2 separate regions of the Homo sapiens genome follow, and region 1 is linked to region 2. Evidence: read pairs that join two places in POLR2A ChIA-PET (ENCODE). Cell type or tissue: A673. All regions are shown on one strand. Links, peaks and the distances in the headings refer to the core of each region. The heading gives the core; the rest is flanking DNA.

Evidence for each region. ChIA-PET counts read pairs that join two places held together with the same protein. Peaks named below come from ENCODE experiments on the same cell type or tissue, not always from the same donor. Only the 100,000 strongest peaks of a DNase experiment are listed, where the experiment ranks them.
Region 1: POLR2A ChIA-PET joins it to region 2 with 6 read pairs; 4 of 35 experiments call an interaction of 5 or more read pairs at or near these places.

Annotation. Positions count from the first base shown.
Region 1 is chrX:153,794,995-153,800,373 of GRCh38, reverse strand. SSR4 (signal sequence receptor subunit 4) reads right to left here. Exons shown (of 6, transcript NM_006280.3): 2 at 3,822-3,940; 3 at 2,842-2,916; 4 at 2,560-2,649; 5 at 2,238-2,303; 6 at 1,875-2,045. The coding sequence ends at 1,941. Among named protein-coding and RNA genes, the nearest start is that of SSR4, 3.0 kb to the right of the region's middle. In A673, for the core only: no CTCF peak of the experiment used is centred there; no DNase peak of the experiment used is centred there.
Region 2 is chrX:153,992,981-154,009,812 of GRCh38, reverse strand. No RefSeq gene overlaps it. Among named protein-coding and RNA genes, the nearest start is that of IRAK1, 19 kb to the left of the region's middle. RefSeq lists enhancers at 7,396-7,445, 7,398-7,542, 9,088-9,588 and a cis regulatory region at 7,465-7,475. In A673, for the core only: no CTCF peak of the experiment used is centred there; a DNase peak (open chromatin) is centred at 7,492; H3K27ac peaks cover 810 bases.

The sequences.
Region 1 (5,379 bases), core at 242-2,741, 200 kb after region 2:
CCCGCCCTGCACAGGCTGCTGAGTCTCCTCTGGAATCTAGAAACTGCATCTGCTGGCAAAGCTGGTGTGGCCCCTCAGCCCCAACGCTCCTGCTGCACTGTCCTGGGGTGAGCGCCCAGCTCTTCCTAGAAGCCCACCTATTCTTGGCAGCCGGCCCCTCCCAACCCCCCTCCCAAGGCCTGGGGGTGGGAAGAGGGCTCCCTGCTTATATAGATGACCCCCTCCCCGAGACTCTGACAGACCCAGGTCACAGGCAGTCCTCACCTGCTCCTGACACCCCCGGCCCCTCAGTGCTGCTCTCTCTAGCCACCGAGCTGAAGTACTGAGGAGCCCCTACCTCCCAGGCAAGTTTTGGGCCTTCCCTCCTTTTCAGCCTTGGCTGAGCGCGGTGGCTCATGCCTATAATCCCAGAACTTTGGGAGGCCGAGATGGATGGATCACCTGAGGTCAGGAGTTCGAGACCAGCCTGGCCAACATAGTGAAACCCCGTCTCTACCAACAATACGAAACATTAGCCGGGTGTGGTGGCAGGTGCCTGTAATCCCAGCTACTCGGGAGGCTGAGGCAGGAGAATTGTTTGAACCTGGGAGGTGGAGGTTGCAGTGAGCTGAGATTGCGCCATTGCACTCCAGCCTGGGCAACAAGAGCGAAACTCTGTCTCAAAAACAAACAAACAAGAAAAAGGCAGCCTCTCTGGAGAATTCCATTTCTCTCCAGTAACAGCCAATGGGTGACCCAGATGTCAGGACTTTGGTGGCTGGTCCCAGTGGACTCCCTGACACCTTGGAGTAGGCACTGTCACTGCCTCGCAGCTGAGCAAACCGACTTGGGTCCCATGGCTGGGAAGGGCTCACCTGGGATTTCCACCCAGTCCCTTTGGACTCCAAGACCCTCACTGCCTCATGGGCCCTCAGTGCCACTAAGGAATACCATTAGCTGGTCAGGAGCCAGCATGTGCCAAGCTGAAAATCAGGCTGATGGGAGAGGTGCAGGATGAACTCCAGGCGTGGTGCCAGGCCGGGATGCCTGCCTGGTGTCCTGAGGGCGCGGGTGCTCTTGGGAGAGGTGTCTCTAGGAGGAAGTGATGTACCCCTCACAGGTGGGGTTTTGTTTTTTTCTTGAGACAAGGTCTCACACTCTGTCACCCGGGCTGGAGCACACTGCTGTGATCACGACTCACTGTATCCTTGACCTCTCCAGGTCAAGTAGCTGAACTACAGGCGCATGCCACCACACCCAGCTAATTTTTCTATTTTTTCTGTAGAGACAGGGTCTCACCATGTTGCCCAGGTTGGTCTCAGACTCCTGACTTCAGGTGATCCTCCCACCTCGGCCTCCCAAAGTGTGGGGATTACAGGTGTGTGCCACCACACCTGGCCATGGGTGTGTATTTTCTCAATATCCCATGAAGGCACAGCACACGGGAAGCCAGGTGGCATGGTCAGGGTGTGGAGTATGGAGGGGCCAAGCCCAGACAGCTGCACGCCGCATGGGCAGGGTGGGGGCACTTGCTGTGCCCGAAAGCAGTGCAGGGAAACCCCTCTGCGTGCGGAATGGGCCCGGGGCTTCCAACACAGGAGCTGTGATGAAGACCAGGCTGGCTGTTTCCCCATGGAGCCTGTGGGGCCACCTGGGGAGGAGGTGGCCAAGCCCACTGCCCTCACCAGAACCAGGAGAGAGTCACTGGGAAGGTGGATACAGGGTTTTGTGGGGACCAGACGGGGGGCTTCATTGGGAGGAGGGACGGGAGTTCTAGACCAAAGCCCACCCCTTTCCTGCCTGGTGCCTCTGCTGGCCAGGCAGACAAGAGGACGCTGGGCCCCCAGCTCTCCCAGTCGGGGGAAGGCACAATAACGCAAGCCAGCAGCCCCAGGTCCTGTGCAGTCCCAGGTCCTGTGATGTTTATTGAAGGAAGCAAGGGCAGGGCTGGGGTGCCGCCCTCAGGCCTGGATGTGGCTCTTCGCACTGAAGGCCAAGTAGTAGATCACAAGGCCGATCGCCGCAGCCAGCACCTCAGTGGACACCCAGGGCCCGTTCCAAGTGCCCTGAAAAAAAGGAGATCACAAGCCAGCTCAGGGGAGTACAGGTGAGCAGACCAGCCAGCCCTGGTCACCTTCCGCCAGGGGAACCAAGACATGCTGGCCAATCACGGCCCAGCAGCAGAGCTGGGGCTGTGGAGAGGATAACCTTCACTCAGCCCAACAACCCCAAAAAGGAGGAGGGACCAGGCCACTCACCCGATGGTCCACGCTGACTGTAAACAGAGGCGGGATGATGGAAATGTCCTCGTTATTCCTCTGAGCCTGCAAGGGAGGTGCAAGGGAGGTGCTGGGGTCAGGGGTGCCTGGCGTGTGGGGGTGGGGAGGGGAGGGGAAAGACAGGTAGGAACACCGGCCCAAGCCCCAGAAAAGGAAAGGAGAGAAATGGGCAAGAGACACTGAGGAAGGGACAGGATCACAGAAAGGCCACCCAGCTCAGGACTTGCTGCCAGCACCTCCCAACCCAGCCCATCCTGCTCCCCAGGGACAGGGGAGCACAGTGGGCTACAGGAGTCCTCACCTTCCTGAGGAGGCTGTAGGACTCCTCGTCGAAGAATCTAACCTCATAGGTGCCTGCGTGGGCGCTCTTGTGGTCCAGGCTCCAGGACACCTGGGTTGGGTGTTGAGCAGAGTGTGGGCAGAGTGGACACGGAGGGGCCACCCTGACCACCAGTGCCGACACTGCAGCACTCCGGCAGCCAGAGCCCACGGCCCCTGGCCCTGGTTGACCGGCCACCCCTGGGGCTTCAGGTCACACCCGGGAGCAGGGAGCCCCCTAGCAAGGGAACCATTGGCCCCTCACCTGATAACGCCCCACATCCTGGCCTCGAGTGACAGGGAATTGTTTTCCACCGACGTCAGCATAGAGAGCCATGTTCTGGGTGAGGGAACAAAGGCAGGGTCACCTTCTGCCCCCTCTGGGTGTGGGCAGAGGAGCCCTGTGCGCTGCTCACACGGCCTGCAGGTGGGCAGGCTAGGCCCAGTTGGGGGCTGCAGTGTCCCTGGCAGGAGGTACCAAGTAACACTCACCAATCCCGTGACTGGCCCTCTGCATTGGTCTTCCCTACGGGGGCACAAGGCCAGATCCCCATGGCCGGGCCTAACTGGACGCATAGGAACCCTGTTGACTGTGAGCAGGGGCGGGATGATCAAAAGGGCTGAGTGATTTCCTGAGTCTACAAGGGAGGTGCTGGGGTCAGGGGTGCCCAGTGGGCTGCCCAAGGGGTGCTTTACCCTAAGAGGGCCATACCCAAAAAAGGCCCCATTTCCTTCTTTGGACTTATGGGAACTTAGCTGGGCATGGTGGCGAGCACCTGTCATCCCAGCTACTTAGGAGACTGAGAGGAGAATCGCTTGAACCCGGGAGGTGGAGGCTGCAGTGAGCCAAGATCGTGCCAATGCACTCCAGCTGAGGCAACAGAGTGAGACCCTATCTCAAAAAAACAAACAAAAAACAAAAACAAAAACAAAACACCCACACAGACAAACTGGCCAATGGCAACCGGGGTGGGCTGACTCCTGGCCCTTTCTCCCGGTCCAGATACTCATTCAGGAAACAGCGGGTGGTGAGCCCAGGGTTACCTCGTGTAGGCACAGCACACAAAGCAGGTGAGGAAGGTGACCTGTCAACACTGGCTAGGATCTGGCATCACCGTGCCCTGATCTCTCCGGCACCCCAAGAGTTGGAATCTTGATTCTCCCTCTATCGACACAGGTCCCCCATCAACTAGCAGTGAGGAGCACCCCCCACCCGCCCTCCTGTCTGAAACCCCACTGTCTCACCTGGACCCTGTTCTTGCATGTCAGGGAGATCTCCACAATGAAGACGGTCTCAGTGGAAATGACAGCGTCAGAAGTGGTGTAGTAGGAAGGGGTGATCTGGGGCTCCAGGCAGGCCTCGGCTGCGGGGAAGAGGGAGAGATGCCTGGGTAAGGCCAGCTCGAGTATCCCGGTCTGAGGGCAGGATGGCCCGGCCCTGCCTCATAGCACGGATCAGCTGGGGACCCATGCGCTCTTCCTGCCCCTTCCAGGTGGGATATGCGAGACAGATCCAAGTGCTCGGTCACAAATGCAATGGCAACGTAGGCGGGATGGCTGTGAAGGAAGGCTGGGGAGGGGCAAGGCCGGCTTTCTGGAGGTGTGCAGGAAGAGCGAACTGGGGACAGGTGGGGGCTGGATTCACTGGACAATACATGCCAACACTTGGACCTATGACACGGAGGCCCGGGGGCCACGCCAGCCTCAATTCAGAGCCACAAACGGCCTGGACGAGTTACTGAAGGCATCCTCAGCAGAGACATCGGGGGTGGGGGCTGCAGGCAGGCAATGCACTGGGGCTTTCAAGATGAGAGAAAGGGTCTCTGCCCCCGGCCAGTTGACAGAAGGTGAAGACTGGCCCCAGCGTTTCCTGAAGAAGTAAACGGGAGAGACTCTGGTTCCAGAAGCACAACTTGTTAGCTGTGAGAGAAAGGACCTTGCCTTAGCCTTCTCCATAACCAGAGGCCCAAAGGAAAGGAAGGCTGCCGCCTACATCAGAGGGTGTGAAACAAAGGCTCCCCAAAGTGGGAATGTTCTCAGCCACCCGCTGTCCAAATGTGGTGCCCTGGCAGAACGATGGCTTCAGCAGAGGACGTCAGAGAAGGCTCTGGGTCTGGACCACAGGAGGCAGATCCCTAGGAACAGCGTGGAGGCAGTTCTCAGGGGCTAGATCCCGCCAGCCCTTCTGTGTCCTGCCTAAGTTGGGCCTGCTTCCTGTGGCGCAGGGGAGCCCCCGAAGGGTTTTATGGCCAGGCTTGTCCTCTGGATACGTCCCTGACTATAGTTCAGGGAATTCCTGAGGGGCAGATGAGGAGTGTGCGGAAAGGGAGGCCAGTTAGGCTGCCAAAACGTTGCAGGCAGCAAGGCTACTGGCCTGAAGGACGGCAGAAAAGGGAATGTGGAGAAAGCCGCCCCTGTCCAGTCCTGGCCCCCGGGCCCGGGGCTGGCTGCTGCAGCCACCTCCTAAACACACTCTGGAGTTCAGACCTCAGCCCCTCACGAATGCAAATCGACGGGACCCCTGGTCGGCTCTGCCGAAAACTCTGGTAAGGGTAAGGCAGGGCCCTCCGGAAAAGCCAGTCTTCGGCCTGGCACTCAAGGCCCTGCGCACCTTTGGCTCCCCATCTAACTCGCCCCGCTCTTGCTCCCTCTCCTCACTGAGGTCCCTTCCTAGCTTATGTGGCTCCTCCAGCCCCGTTTTTGGCCGCGATCGCTCAGCGCTACAGAGCTTCGCTCCGGTCCGACCCCGCAGGGAGCGGGAGCCGGGACATGTGTCACGTTCCGTGCTGCAGCTTGGGGGCCG
Region 2 (16,832 bases), core at 6,245-8,744:
TCTCCTGCCTCAGCCTCCCGAGTAGCTGGGATTACAGGTGCCCACCACCACACCCGGCTAATTTTTTTGTATTTTTAATAGAGACAGGGTTTCCACATGTTGACCAGGCTGGTCTCGAACTCCTGACCTCCAGTGATCCGCCCGCCTCGGCCTCCCAAAGTGCTAGATTACAGGTGTGAGCCACTGCACCTGTCCCTGGCTGTCTGTATATTTACTTTTTTTTTTGAGATGGAGTTTCGCTCTTGTCACCCAGGCTGCAGTGCAATGGTGCGATCTCGGCTCATTGTAACCTCTGCCTCCCAGGTTCAGGTGATTCTCCTGCCTCAGTCTCCCGAGTAGCTGGGATTACAGGCGTCCGCTACCACGCCCGACTGATTTTTCTATTTTTAGTAGAGACGGGGTTTCAACATGTTGGCCAGTCTGATCTCGAACTCCTGACCTCAGGTGATTCACCCACCTCAGCCTCCCAAAGTGCTGGGATTACAGGTATGAGGCACTGTGCCCGGCTTTTTTTTTTTTTTTTTTTTTCTTCAGACAAGAGTCTTACTCTGTCACCCAGGCTGAAGTGCAGTGGTGCAATCTTGGCTCACTGCAACCTCCGCCTCCCAGGTTCAAGCGATTCTTCTGCCTCAGCCTCCATAGTAGCTGGGACTACAGGTGTGTGCCACCACGCCCAGCTAATTTTTATATTTTTATTTAGTAGAGACAAGGTTTCACCATGTTGGCCAAGCTGGTCTCGAACTCCTGACCTCAAGTGATCTGCCCGCCTCAGCCTCCCAAAGTGCTGGGATTACAGGTGTGAGCCGTGGCACCCAGCCCAGCCTTATTCTTTTAAACAATCTGACAATCTCTGCCTTTAGTTGGTCTGTTTAATCCATTTCCATTTAATGGTTGGAGTTAAGTCTATCATCTTGTTATTTGTTTTCTATTACCCCATCTGTTTTGACTTTTGGATTAATTACATATTTCTGGGATTCTGTTTTTTCTCTGCTATTGGCTTGGTCGCTCTAGTAATTCAGTGAGACTGCTGGTTCCGCTCAGGCCCCTTTGCTGAACCATGGTGTGAAAGTGCCTCCAGGCAGAAACTCAGGGTACTTGTAAGGCTCACCTTCTTTGTTTTCTCTCTGGTCACAGCCCTGCACAGCCTATTGTCCGATATCTAAAAATAGTTGCCCAGTGTTTTAGGTGTTTACAACTGGCATCAGTTATTCCACTGTGGCCAGAATTGCAAGTTTCTCCTCTTTTCTGAGGACTTCTTCACTCATAATGTCACCCGACATGATCAATTTCTTCCTTGCTTCTGGATCTATTTCTTTTCTTTTTTTTTTTTTTTTTGAGACAGAGTCACTCTGTCACCCAGGCTGGAGTGCAGCAGCATGATCTCAGCTCCCTGCAACCTCTGCCTCCCGGGTTCAAGCAATTCTCCTGCCTCAGCCTCCTGAGTAGCTGGAACTACAGGCATGTGTCACCAAGCCCAGCTAATGTTTGTATTTTTAGTAGAGACGGGGTTTCCCCATGTTGGCCAGGCTGGTCTCGAACTCCTGACCTCAGGTGATCCGCTCACCTCGGCCTCCCAAAATGCTGGGATTACAGGCGTGAGCCACTGCGCCCGGCCTCTGGATCTATTTTCATCAAACATGTCCTGGTAGCTTCCGTTCTTGAAGAATAAAAATAAAAACTCATTTGACCCAACACCCCCTCCAACCACAACCCTAATTCTCTGTTCCTCTTTGTAGCTAAACTTTTCAGAATCCTTGTCTGTTTTCTCACTTGCCCATTCCCTGTGCAGTCCCTCTTCCTCTGCTTCTACCCCTGCCACTCCATCCAATCAGCGTTCATCCAGAACACCAGGGATCTCCGTGTTGTCAAATCCATCCAGTCCTCTTGGACTTTCTCTCGCCGGTGCCTACTCCCCCACCAACCGCTTGTCTCTTGTGACCTCTGTGACGCTGAAGTCTGTGTTCTTTCTCAGCGTGCGTGGGCTCTCTCTACCCAGCCTCTACAAGGTGTGAGTCCCTCCAGACACGCCTCTGCGCCTTCTTAGCTGCCTGCACTCATTCCCGACGGTGATCTTCCTCATTCTCACGGCTCTATCATGTCCATTCCCAAACGGCAGCGCCTCCGTCATGCTCTCTCTCCTGAGGTTTTGGCCTTCTGATTTTTCTCACAGGCACCGTAAACTTAGATGGCCAAGCAGACTTGGGATTCCCTTTCACCATGAGCTTCCCACCTCAGCGTGTGGGACTAGTTCCAGCGCCCACCCAGCTGCCCACACCAGAGCCTCAGGAGTTAGGCTTTTCTGAAAGACTTTGTTAGGGAGGTATAAGTTAAAGGTAGAAAAGTACACAAACCGTACTCGTACAGCCCAATGACTGTTTTATATGTACACGGCCATGTGGCAGCCACCACATAGACCCACATATGAATCTGCTCCAGTTATCTCTTGCTAGGTACCAAGCCACCCCAAGATGTACGGGCTGAAAATAATGGCAATGTTTGTTTTGCTCGCGAGCCTGTGCTCTGTGAGGTCTCAGTTGGCAGAGCTCACCCGCTGCAGTCGGTTAGCCGGGGCAGCCCGATGGCCACGAGCTGGAACCACCCAGCGGCTCCTTCGTGTCCAGCGGAGGACGCTGCCGGGGTGAGGACACCTCCATGTGCCTGTGAGGCTGGGTTCTCCGGGGAGCATCTCAAGCTAGAAAGCCCAGCGGAGGCCACGTCATCTGATGGCCTGGCCTGGGGATCAGGTGCTGCCACTTCCCCGGCAGCCTGCTCACTAGACGCAAGCCTCTGAGGCCAGTGTATGCAAGGGGAGAGGCGCTGTGGGCCGCCTTTTTTGATGAGAGTAGCACCAGAGAACATCCAAACCTGGCTTTAAACACATAGATAGTTTTGCATGTTCTGGAATTTCATGTCAATGAGATTGTGTCGTGATTTAGTTTGGATGTGTGTCCCTGCCCCAATCTCCAGTGCTGGAGGCGGGGCCTGGTGGGAAGTGACTGGGTCATGGGGGCAGATTTCTCATGAATGCTTCCGCGCCATCCCTGGGTGCTGTTCTCATGATAGTTGTTTAACAGTGTGTGCTACCTCCACTGTCCGGCTCTTGCTCCCGCTGTGGCCATCTGATGTGCCTGCTCCCCCTTTGCCTCCCGCCATGATTGGAAGCTTCCTGAGGCTTCCCCAAAAGCAGATGCAGCCATGCTTCCTGTACAGCCTGCAGAACCGTGAGCCCATTGAACCTCCTTTCTATATAAATTGCCCGGTCTTGGCTATTTCTGTACAGCAGTGTGAGAATGGATTAACACACGTGGTACGAACTCGCGTCTGCCTGCTATTGCTCTGCACTGTTGTTCTGTTGCAGCCGTGAGTAGCGCTAAGCGATTGCTTTGCCTTCCCAGGTAGCGTTCCATTGTAAGAATGGGCCGCATTTGACTCTTTCTACTCTTGGGCGTTTGGATTGAGTTTGGGGCTGGCATAAAGCTGTTATGAACATTTCCGAATCTGTCTTGCTGCACATACACACTCATTTCTCTTGGGTGTTGTACACATCTGTATACACATGTTGGAACATCTGATCAGGGAGACCTGATGGGAGCTGGCAGTGCTGCGATGGCCCCACACCAGGACTCACAGTGCACAAATGCCTACTGCGTCCCCTCCGCCTTCCAGATCCCAGTTCCGGCCAGTTTTTGTATTTTTTGTAGAGATGGGGTCTTGCCATGTTGCCCAGGCTGGTCTCGAATTCCTGGGCTCACACGATCCACCCACCTCAGCCTCCCAGGTAGCTGGGACTGCAGGCGTGAGCCCCCACGCCTGGCCTGGTGGGTTCATTCTCGATTGTGTTGATGGTTTGGCAGATATAACTTTCAAACTGTTCACTTTAAATGTGCAGTTTATTTTATGTCAATTATACCTCAATAAAGCTGTTTTTGGCCAGGCACAGTGGCTCACGCCTGTAATCTCAGCACTTTGGGAGGCCGAGGCAGGCAGATCATTAGGTCAGGAGATCGAGACCATCCTGGCTAACATGGTGAAACCCTGTCTCTACTAAAAATACAAAAAATTAGCCAGGCGTGGTGGCGGGCACCTGTAGTCCCAGCTACTTGGGAGGCTGAGGCAGGAGAATGGCGTGAACCCAGGAGATGGAGCTTGCAGTGAGTCAAGATGGCACCAGTGCACTCCAGCCTGGGCGACAGAGTGAGACTCTGTCAAAAAAAAAAAAAAAAAAAAAAAAGCTGTTTTTAAGAAATAAAATGGGCCAGGCGCAGTGGCTCACGCCTGTAATCCCAGCACTTCGGAAGGCCGAGGCGGGTGGATCACGAGGTCAGGAGATCAAGACCATCCTGGCTAACATGGTGAAACCCCATCTCTACTAAAAATACAAAAAGTTAGCCGGGCGTGGTGGCGGGCACCTGTAGTCCCAGCTACTCGGGAGGCTGAGGCAGGAGAATGGCGTGAACCCGGGAGGCGGAGCTTGCAGTGAGCGGCGATCACGCCACTGCACTCCAGCCTGGGCAACAGGGCAAGACTCCATCTCAAAAATAAAATAAAATAAAATAAAATGCAGCCGGGCACGGTGGCTCATTCCTGTAATCCCAGGACTTTGGGAGGCTGAGGTGAGAAGATCACTTGAGGTGAGGAGTTTGAGACCAGCCTGGCCAACATGGTAAAACCCTGTCTCTAGTGAAAATACAAAAATTAGTGGGGTATGATGGTGCACGCCTATAATCCCAGCTACTCAGGAGGCTGAGGCAGGGGAATCACTTGAATCCGGGAGATGGAGGTTGCAGTGAGCTGAGATCACGCCATTGCACTCCAGCCTGGGCAGCAGAGTGAGACTCTGTCAAAAAAGAAAGAAAGAGAGAAAGGAAGGAAGGAAGGAAAGAAAGGAAGAAAGAAAGAATGTCTCTTTGAGGCAGCATATTGATTGATTGGTTTTATTTTCCCTCTACGCCAGCCCGGCAATCTTTGTGTGTTTATCCATTTTCATTTTAATGGATTTGCCAATATGGCTGTATGTGAGATCTTTTATTGTGATAAAATATATACAACATAATATTCATCTGTTTAACTATTTATAAGTGTACAACTCGGGGGCATGGGCTTTGTTTCTTCACCCTCAACATCCTCCTCCTCCTCCTCCACACCATTAGACCCTGACCCCCGCCACCCTCCTGCTCTGGCTGTGTGTGAGGACCAGCTTACCATTTGTTCTCTGTTGTCCCATCTGTCGTTGGTTACTTTCTTTCTCTTTTTTTGCCTTTTCTCAGTGTCACTTTTCATTATTACTCCAGCAGTTACCCTAGGGATTGAGTCTGCGGTGCAGTGGCTCAAGCAACGCCAGAGCCTCCCAGCAGCGAGACTGTGTTTCCGCCGGGCCTCGGGTGCTCTTGTTTTCGTATATTTTAAATCCCAAAGGACACTATTAGTGTTGGTCTAAACAGCCCATTTTTTACCTTTCTAGTGCGTTCCATGCCTTCCTGCAGATCTGTTTTTCCACGTTAGATCTCGCTCTCTCTCTCTCTCTCAAATTACTTTATTTCTTGGCAGAAAATAGGGTCAAGAAAATAACAAGTGGATAACATCATCTCAATAGGAGACATTGAAGAATACGAGTGAACACCCATTCTCAGCTCCGTTCTGATCCGGACTTATTCCTACAAACATGCCACAAACCCTCTCTGGGTCCCAGCACATAGAAGGCAGTGTATTTTGAGTGAAGTTTGAAATAACAGTATGTGTCTCTTTCATGTGTTTATTGAGACAGGATCTCATTATGTTGCCCAGGCTGGAGTGCAATGGCGTGATCATAGCTCACTGCAGCCTTGTTCTCCTGCCCACAGCCCCCGCTTTAGCCTCTCGAGTACCTGGGACCTCAGGTGCATGTCACCATGCCCAGCTAATTATTTTTATTTTTAGTACAGACAGGGTCTCGCTAGGTTGCCAAGGCTGGTCTCAAGCCCCTGAGCTGAAGCGATCCTCCTTCCTCAGCCCCCCCAAAGTACTGGGATTACAGCTGAGCCGCTGTGCCCAGCTATCCTGGGCTTTTTAACAGCTGTGTTAAGACATCTACCTCACACGCCACAAGGTTCAGTTGTTTGAAGTGTGCAACTCCGTGTTTTTAATAGATTTACAGACTTGTGCAACCAGCACTCTATTTGAGCATATTTTCATCATTCCAAAAAGAAACACTGGCCAGGCGTGGTGGCTCACACCTGTCATCCCAGCACTTTGGGAGGCCGAGGTGGGTGGATCACCTGAGGTCAGGAGTTTGAGACCAACCTGGCCAACACGATGAAACCCCATCTCTACTAAAAATACAAAAATTGCCCAGTCATCGTGGTGGGCGCCTGTAGTCCCAGCTACTCAGGAGGCAGAGGCAGGAGAATTGCTGGAACCCAGGAGGCAGAGGTTGCAGTGAGCCGAGATCATGCCACTGCACTCCAGCCTGGGTGACAGAGCGAGACTCCATCTCAAAAAAACAAAATAAAACAAAACAAAACAAAACAAAAACAAAGAAAAAAAAACACCATACCTTTTAATAGTCACTACCCATTTCTTCCCCATTTTCCCTTCCAGCTGAGGCAGTCACTCATCTCCTTTCTGTCTCTATAGATTCACCTACTCTGAACACTCCATATAAATGGGATAATACTCATGGGATCTTTCGTGTCTGGCTTCTTTCACTTAGCATTATGATTTTGGGGTTCATCTGTGTTGTAGCATGTCTCAGCACGTGATTCTTTTTTTTTTTCTGAGACAGGGCCTCATTCTGTCACCCAGGCTGGAGTGCAGTGGTGTGATCTCAGCTCACGGCAACCTCCGCCTCCCCGGTTCAAGCAATTCTCCTGCCTCAGCCTCCCGAGTAGCTGGGATTACAGGTGTCCACCACCATGCCCGACCAATTTTTGTATTTTAGTAGAGATGGGGTTTCACCATGTTGGCCAGGCTGGTCTCGAACTCCTGACCTCAAGTGATCCACCCGCCTTGGCCTCCCAAAGTGATGGGATGACAGGCGAGAGCCCCCGCGCCCATGCTGGGTTTTCTGTGTATTTTGCCCACATGCGTCCCTTGGCTTTTCTCTCAGTTGAGTTTATGATCCACACTCGGTTCCACTCGTGATGTTTGGTTGGGTTTTTTACTAAAGATCTCCCCAAGAGCCATGCCTGTGGCAACCCCCAGCAAGTGCTTGTGAGCGGAAGCTGGTTTCACCCTGTCAGCGGGAGGGGAGAGACAGGGGACAGGCTGGCAGAGGGACCGGAACCTGTGGTTTCTGAGGGACAGGGCAGCACAGAGACGCCACTCACCTAGTGAGAGGCTGGAGGAGCGGGCAGACTTCTCGCTACCGCCTTCACGGCGGAGCAGCTGCCACCCGATCGCAAATGTAACAGAAATGGCCTCACCCATGCTTTTCTGGGAGAGAAGGAAAGTCAGTGAATGAACAACTCCCTCTTGGGTTGGGTTTTCTGCTGAGTCACTGCCTTAATGGCTACCAGAGACAACTGACACCCCCTCGCTAGGCCGGTTTCTAAGGCAACCATTGAGCAAGGTGGCCAGTGCCAACCAGCCTGGAATCAGAAGAGACGCCCATACCCGGCCACCATGTTGCCTTTTTTATTTCTCTCCAGAATTTTTAGAGCCTATTTTTTAAAAAGAAAAACAAAACAAGCTTTTCCTTTTAAAAAATACCCTCTCAAAAAAAAAAAAAAAAAAAAAATCCAAACAGTACAGACACGTACGAAGTAAGAAAATCTCCTTCTCAGTCTCCCAGCCTCCAGTCCCCTGGCTAACACTAGCTGTGGCCACCAGTCCCTGGTTTAAGTCCCCTCTACTCACGCTTCTCTCATGATTCCACGCCTCGCCAGTTTCACTTAACAAGACAAATCGAGAGTGTTCCCTGGACACAGATGTCCCTGACTTTTGTCCTTTTTTAGAGCTGTATGAATGTACTCCATGTCATTTATTTCGCCAGCCTCCCCAAAGGGTCAGTTCGGTTGTTCCAGTTTCTGTGTGTGTGTGTTTTTGCACTTAGGCAAGATCTTTAGGCGAGATCTCTATGAGCAGCAGTCAGGATCTGGCTCTGTCACTCAGGCTGGAGTGCAGTGGTGCGATCATGGCTCACTGCAACCTCGACCTCCCAGGTTCAAGTGATCCTCCCATCTCAGCCTCCCGAGGAGCTGGGACTACAGATGTGTGCCACCACGCCCGGCTAATTTTTTATTTTTCTGTAGAGATGGGGTCTCACTATGTTGCCCAGGCTGGTCTCAAACTCCTGACCTCAGGTGATCCACCTGCCTCGACCTCCCAAAGTGCTGGGATTACAGGCGTGAGCCACCACGCCCGGCTGAAATGACCCTTTTAAATAAATGTTGGGTTAAGGAGGAAATTAAAATTTTAAAATAGTAAATATAACTTTATGGCAATACATTTGAAAAGTCTAGATTAACTGAATGACTTTCTGTGAAAAATAGAAATCTTCAGAGTTGTCTCAAGAAGTAGTAAAACTGCGCCAAGCACAGTGGCTCACGCCTGTAATCCCAGCACTTTGGGAGGCCGAGGCAGGCAGATCACTTGAGGTCAAGAGTTTGAGACCACCCTGGCCAACACGGTGAAACCACGTCTCTACTTACAAAATACAAAATATTAGCTGGGCGTGGTGGCGCGCACCTGTAGTCCCAGCTATCCGGGAAGCTGAACCCGGGAGGTGGAGGTTGCAATGAGCCGAGATCGTGCCACTGCACTCCAGCATGGGTGACAGAGCGAGACTCCGTCTCAAAAAATAAATGAATAAAGAAGTAGTAGGCCAGGCGCCATGGATCACGAGGTCAGGAGTTCAAGACCAGCCTGGCCAAGATGGTGAAACCCCGTCACTACTAAAAATCCAAAAATTAGCCGGGCATGGTGGTGGGCACCTGTAATCCCAGCTACGTGGGAGGGTGAAGCAGAGAATTGCTTGAACCCAAGAGGCGGAGGTTGCAGGGAGCTGAGATGGTGCCACTGCACTCCAGCCTGGGCGACAGAGCAAGACTCCATCTCAAAAAAAAAAAAAAAAAAGCCGGGCGTGGTGGCTCACGCCTTTAATCCCAGCACTTTGAGAGGCCGAGGCAGGGGGACTACCTGAGGTTGGGAGTTCAAGACCAGCCTGACCAACGTGGAGAAACCCCGTCTCTACTAAAAATACAACATTAGCCAGGCGTGGTGGCGCGTGCCCGTAATCCCAGCTACTTGGGAGGCTGAGGCAGGAGAATCACTTGAACCTGGGAGGCAGAGGTTGCGGTGAGCAGAGATCGCGCCATTGCACTCCAGCCTGGGTGACAGAGCAAAACTCTGTCAAAAAAAAAAGAAGTACTAAAACTGAATAGACCATGAGTCACATGTGAAAAGGAATTGCTAGGTGCTAAGCTTCTAAAGGGTCCCTCTAGGTCCCCAGGCTGCTCCATGTGACAGGCACAACCCATCCCCAGTGTAGAACAAATTCTTCTTGCCTTTCATAAGGAGAGGTGTTTGCATAAGATGGAGAGCCGAGTAAGCCCAAGTACAGCAAGAATCGAGTTTTCCCAGCCCCGAGAGGCCCTGGTTGGCTGCAGCCTGATGAGGTGCTAGGTGTGGCCGTCTGGCTTCCCACCCTGTTCTGCGTCTCTGGCTAATTAAACTAAGAACCAAATATGGTCTGTATTTCTACCCATCTGCAGCCACCAGGTGCTAAAAGGGATTCCCAGCTGCCCTGTCTATGGAGCAGCCATTCTTTTATTCCTCTATCTTCCTAATAAACTTGCTTTCACTTTACTGTAAAAAATAAAAACAAAAAACAAAAAGGGATTCCCCACCCCCGCCCCGTTTTCCCAATTTCAGCTGTTGGCTGTAGACTCCCCAAAATCACCACCAGAAAAACCTGTTGTTCAGGCAAAGCTGAGTTTATTGGACTCACTGCAAAGAGGAAGAACACTCCCCCGACAGAGCCGGCCTCAGATCACCAGGGAGGAAAGGAGGAGAGAAAATGCCCGAAGTCCGAGCCGGCGTGGGGAGGGCCGGGTGGGAAGCATGGTCAGCCTTGGACGGCTGGGTGCAGTCTCGGGCCGGGCTCTGCGAGTCTCATCTTTCAGGAGCATGGGTGTGTTGGTCCTGCAAGCGAATTGACTTGTGCTAGTTCTCAGGATTGTGTGGCAGAGCAACAGGTCCCAGAACTGTTTATCACGGGGATAGGAAGGCACCTCGCTCCCGGCATTGTTGAACACAGGGCTAGGAAACAATGCTGGGTTCAGGCTTCCCAACCAAGATCCCCAGCGGACAACAAAAGGAGGACAAAAGCCACTGCCCATTCCCACTCCCCTACGAGCCCACCAAGATCACCTGTTGCTAAAGTCATTGCTGCCTGCAGTAAGGGAGACTGCAACCTTGCCCATGCCTGAGAAGTTTCTGGAAGGGTGAGGTTAAGGTTCATGTTGGAAAATAAGTACCCTTGGGTTTAAGAACCAGAATGATGCCAGAGCGTGGTGCACACCTGCAGTCCAGCATTGTGGGAGGCCAAGGTAGATGGATTGCGTGAGCTCAGGAGTTCAAGACCAACCTGGGCAACACAGGGAGACCTAATCTCTACAAATAGTAATTAAAAAATTAGCTTGTGCACTTCAAAAAAAAAAAATTAAGGGTAGGCCGGGAGTCGTGGCTCATGCCTGTAATCCCAGCACTTTGGGAGGCCGAGGCAGGTGGATCAGCTGAGGTCAGGAGTTTGAGACCAACCTGGCCAACATGAAGAAACCCTGTCTCTACTAAAAATACAAAAATTAGCCAGGCGTGGTGGTGCACGCCTGTAGTCCCAGCTTCTCGGGAGGCTGAGGTGGGAGGATCGCTTAAGCCCAGGAAGTTGAGGCTGCAGTGAGTCTAGATCTCATCAGTGCACTCCAGCCTGGGTGACAGAGTGAGACCCTGTCTTAAAAAAAAAAAAAAAAAAAAAAAAAGAAAGAAAAGAAAAGACAACCAGGCCGGGCGTGTTGGCTCATGCCTGTAATCCCAACACTTTGGAAGGCTGAAGCGGGCAGATCACAAGGTCAAGAGATCAAGACCATCCTGGCCAACATGGTGAAACCCCGTCTCTACTAAAAATACAAAAATTAGCTGGGTGTGGTGGTGCAAGCCTGTAGTCCCAGCTATTTGGGAGGCTGAGGCAGGAGAATCACTTGAACCCGGGAGGCAGAGGTTGCAGTGAGCCGAGTTTGTGCCACTGCACTCCAGCCTGGCAACAGAGCGAGACTCTGTCTAAAAAAAAAGAAAAAGAAAAGAAAAGAAAAAAGAACCAGAATAAGACTAATTACAAGCAACCTGACTGAAACATGATGGACTCGGGCCCCACGTCTTAAGGGGGATTTGGCACAACTCAATGGGGTGGGGGCGGGCACAGTCGCTGGGAAAATAAAACCATTTATTGCATGTACTTCCAAGTACATGCAAGAAATGAGACTTACTACAAAGACTGGTTACAGGAGTGATGTCTGACAGTAAAATCAGACAAGAGCAAAGCAAATGACACCCAGTCTCAGATAGGCCCAGTGAAGACAGCCAGAATCTCCTGACTCAAACCTGCCCAGCAGACCAGAGGACGTTTCAGTGGTGCAATCAAGTGATTTACAAAGAATGAGAACTTTGCTTCATCCTTCCAACACGTATTCCTTGTGCGCCACGTCCGGCTAACTTTTTCAATTGCATTGGCCAATTTAACATTGGGAAACGGGAAGAAACAGTGGTGATCCTGGGAATATTGTCTCATTCTTGACTAATGAAAATGCTGTGGTGTTTCACCATTAAGCACAGTACTGTTTGTGGCTTCATACAATCAGCTCATGAAGCTGTCATCTCTGCAGATTTCACTTTTTTTTTTTTTTTTTGAGATGGAGTTTCACTCTTGCGGCCCAGGCTGGAGTGCAGTGGAACCATCTTGGCTTACGGCAACCTCCGCCTCCCAGGTTCAAGCGATTCTCCTGCCTCAGCCTCCCAGACAGCTGGGATTACAGGGGCCCGCCACCACACCTGGCTCATTTTTTGCGTTTTTAGTAGAGATGGGGTTTCACCATGTTGGCCAGGCTGGTCTCAAACTCTTGACCTCAGGTGATCCACGTGCCGTGGGCTCAAGTGATTCCCCTGCCTCAGCCTCAGGTAGCTGGGATTACGGGTGCCCACTACCACGCCCGGATAATTTTTGCAGTTTTACTACAGACAGGGTTTCACCATGTTGGTCAGGCTGGTCTCGAACTCCTGACCTCAGGTGATCCACCTGCCTCGGCCTCCCAAAGTGCTGGGATTACAGGGGTGAGCCACCACAGCTGGCCTTTTTCTACTTAGGAAGCTGACGTGGGAGGGTTGACTGGGCCCAGGAGGATGAGGCTGCATGAGCTGTGGTCATGCCACCGCACTCTAGCCTGGGTGACAGAGTGAGGTCCTGTCTCAAAAAAAGAAAATTTTAGTGGGCAAAAGATCTGAATAGACATGGCCAACAGGTCTATGAAAAAATGCTCCACATCACTCACCATCAGGGAAACACAAGTCAAAAGCACCACGAGATATCATCTCACCCCAGTTAAAATGGCTTTTAACAAAAAGATGTTTAAAAAAATAACAAATGCTGACAAGGATGCAGGGAAATGGGAACCTCGTACGCTGTTGGTGTGAATGTAAAGTAGCACAGACAGTACGGAGAACAGTATAGTCCAAAAACTACAAACACAACTACCGTATTAGCCAGCAATTTCACTACTTGGTATATATTTAAAGGTATATATTTAAATTTGAAATCACCATGTCAAAGAGATACCTGCACTCCCGTGTTCATTGCAGCACTATTCACAACAGGTAAGAGATGGAATCAACCTAAGAGTTTATCAATGGGTGAATGGATAAAGAAAGTGTGATATCTGTACACAACGGAATCCCATTCAGCCATAAAAGAGAAGGAAATCCTGTCATTTGCAACAAAATAGGTGAAACTGGGGAACACTATGTTAAATGAAATAAGCCAGGTACAAAAAGACAAATACCACACAACCTCACTGATATGTAGAAAATAAAAAAGCTGAACTCATAAAGGGGCTGCAGGGTGGTGGGTGGGGAGGGAAGGATGAGGAGATGTTGGCCAAGGGATTCAAAATTCCAATTAGGAGGAATTCCAATTAGTTCAAGAGATTTGTTGTACATCATCGTGACTATGGTTAATAACAATATGTTGTGTACATTTGGTTATAGTTTATTCACTTCTTTGCTTTTTTTAAGAGTCAGGTGTGAACCCTGAATATCTGAGAGAGGTCTCAGTGAATTTAGAAAGTTTGTTTTGCCAAGGTTGAGGATGGTCCTGACGACATGTGCCCGAGGTGGTCAGAGCACAGCTTGGTTTTATACATTTTAGGGAGACATGAGACATCAGTCAACATATGTAAGATGAACATTGGCTTGGTCCAGAAAGGGACAACTTGAAGTGGGGAGGGGGCTTCCAGGTCATGGGTAGATAAGAGACCAATGATTGTGTTGTTTTGAGTTTCTCATGAGCCTCTCCAAAGGAAGCAATCCAATAAGCATTTATCTCAGTGAACAGAGGAGTGGCCTTGAATAGAGTGGGAGGCAGGTTGGCCCTAAGCAGTTCCCAGCTTGAGTTTTCCCTTTAGCTGAGTGATTTGGGGGCCCCAAGATTTATTTTCCTTTCACACAGGTCTCCCTCTGTCACCCAGGCTGGAGTGCAGTGGTGTGATCATGGCTCACCGCAGCCTCAGACTCCTAGGCCCAAGCAATTCTCCCTCAGCCTCCGAGTAGCTAGGACCACAGGCTCGCACCACCATCCCCACCTAACTTTTGTATTTTTTTTTAGAGACAGACTCACCATGTTACCTAGGCTGGCCTCAAACTCCTGGGCTCAAGCAATCCTCCCACCTCAGCCTCCCACAGTGCTGGGATTACAGGCATGAGCCACCGCGCCCAGCCTGGATATTCATGCCTTGATCTGCTTTTGGATGATATTAGCTAATGTTTTTATTTTAGAAATGCCTACCAGTGTTTAACAGCAGTATCGATACTTTTCCGTGTGTGCATGTGTGTGTGTGTCAAGTCTGCAACCAGATTCAGTGAGTCACCCAGGAGTACCTACTGTGTGCCAGACACCGCTGTGGACTCAGAGCGGAGAAGCAAGCAGGACCCACAAGAGTCTGTCTTTGTGACACTAACATTCTCCTGGGGGACAAAGGTTATTCTGGCTTCATAAAGCACATCTGGAAACTTTACTTTCTTTGAAACCCTGGAATTACCTCTTTTTTTTTTTTGAGACGGAGTCTCGCTCTGTCGCCCAGGCTGGAGTGCAGTGGCGCCATCTCGGCTCACTGCAAGCTCCGCCTCCCGGGTTCACTCCATTCTCCTGCCTCAGCCTCCCCAGTAGCTGGGACTACAGGCGCCCGCCACCGCGCCCGGCTAATGTTTTGTGTTTTTAGTAGACACGGGGTTTCACCGCGTTAGCCAGGATGGTCTCGATCTCCTGATCTCGTGATCCGTCCACCTCGGCCTCCTGAAGTGCTTGGATGACAGGCGTGAGCCACTGCGCCTCGCTGGAATTACCTGTCTCTTAAAGGCCAGGAATAATTCACTGGAGGATTCACTAGGCCTGGGCTGTCTGATAGCCACCATTTCTTCTCTGCTCAGCTGCTGGTGGGGTGCCCCTACTTCTCAAGCCGCCCCACTGTGGAAATGAAACTGTTCCTTAAAACCCTGAAGGCCAGGCACAGTGGCTTAGGCCTGGAATCCTAGTACTTTGGGAGGTTGAGACGGGTGGATCGCTTGAGCCCAGGAGTTCCTGACCAGCCTGGGCAACATGGGGAGACCCCGTCTCTATGAAAAGTGACATAATTACATAATTAGCTGGGCATGGGGCCGTGCGCCTGTAGTCCCAGTTATTCAGGGGGTTGAAGTGGGAGGATCACCTGAGCCCGGAGGTCCGTGGTGCAGTGAGCCGAGATCGCGCCACTGCATTCCAGCCTGGGAGAAAGGGTGAGACCCTGTCTCAAACACACACACACACACACACACACATGCACACACACACACACACACGCACACATGCACACATGCACACACACACACATGCACACACACACACATGCACACACACACACATGCACACACACACACACGCACACATGCACACACGCACACACGCACACACACACACACACACACACATGCACACACACACACACACACACACACCCCCAAACCTCTGCAGCCCACAGCAGTGTCCACGTCTTCTCACCTGGAGCCAGCAAGTCCAGGAGTGAAGACATGATGAGAGGCCCCTACAGTCACTCAGGATCTGGTGACATGAGGGCCAGACCCCTGCCCAAACCCTGAATGCACCTTGCTTGGGGTTAAAATGGTTCAAGAGCAAAGGGCCCACTTCCCCGTCCCCCTCCTCCAGCACTTGCCACCCCCACCCAATGCTCTCTCCTCCAACCACCCTCCCTGCCTTCTCCTGCCCCTCTTCTGCCCCCGTCTCTGGTTCTCCCCACTGAGGCATAGGAAGAGATGCCCATTTCTCATGGGGAAATGCAAGATAAAATCGCACCCAGAATGACTGTCACTGAAGACTGGTCGCAGGGAGCACTGGTGAGGAGGCGGAGTGCATGAAAGGTTCGCACGCGGCCAGCAGGAGTGTGAAATGGCACAGCCACTTTGAATCACTGTTCAGCAGTTTCTTATCAACTTAAAAACTTCTTTGCAGCAAGATGATCCTCAGTTTGAATCACAAAATAGAAATAAACATTTTAAAAAAGAAAACTGCAAGCCGGGCACGGTGGCTCACGCCTCTAATCCCAGCACTTTGGGAGGCCGAGGCGGGCGGATCACAAGGTCAGGAGATCGAGACCATCCTGGCTAACGCGGTGAAACCCCGTCTCTACTAAAAATACAAAAAATTAGCCGGGCGTGGTGGCGGGCGCCTATAGTCCCAGCTACTTGGGAGGCTGAGGCAGGAGAATCCCTCAAACCCGTGAGGCGGAGCTTGCAGTGAGCCCAGATTGTGCCACTGCACTCCAGTCTGGGCGACAGAGCCAGACTCTGTCTCAAAAAAAAAAAAAAAAAAAAGAAAAAAAAAAGAAACCTCCCTCTACGATGCTTCATGTGCCTATTTCTCCCTAGAGTTCTGTCAACTTTTGCTTAAGATATGTAGAGCCTATTTTAACATCATTCCTAAACTGTTTTTGTTTTGTCCCAAAGCCTATTTTGTCTGATGTTAATATAGCCATGGCAGCTTGCTTTTGGTAGTAACTGCCTAGCATTCATTCTTTCACATGTAATATTTCCATGGACATATGTTTGAGGTGTGTCTCTAGTAAACAGCATATGCTGGAAGTGGGGGTTTCCATCCAATCTGACAATCTCCGGAATCTCTGACAATTCCCAATCTGAAGTCCTCGGCAGGGGGCTACATCTGCTGTTTGTTATGTCTGTCCCAGCAGAAGCCCCCCCAGCGGGGCCGGCTCGGCAACCTGCACATCTCGGCTCCGTGTGGGTGCTGCGGGCTGAGCTTCTCCACCTGTTGGGGTTGCATCCTATACAGAGCCAGCGGGGAAGGCAGCCTGTCTGGACGGCGAGATGGAGAGCTTCAAGCAGCAGGGGTGGAAGTTCAGATGCTGAGGGCCGGGTGCAGTGGCCTCCCTGTGTCCACATTTGACCTGTGGCACACCTGAAGGGTGGTTTCCAGGGGCTGCAGGAGGGGGACTGGGGAGTTAGCATTTAATGGGGATAGAGTTTCAGTTTAGAAGGATGAAAAGAGTTCCGGAGATGGACGATGATGTTGGTTGCACCATATT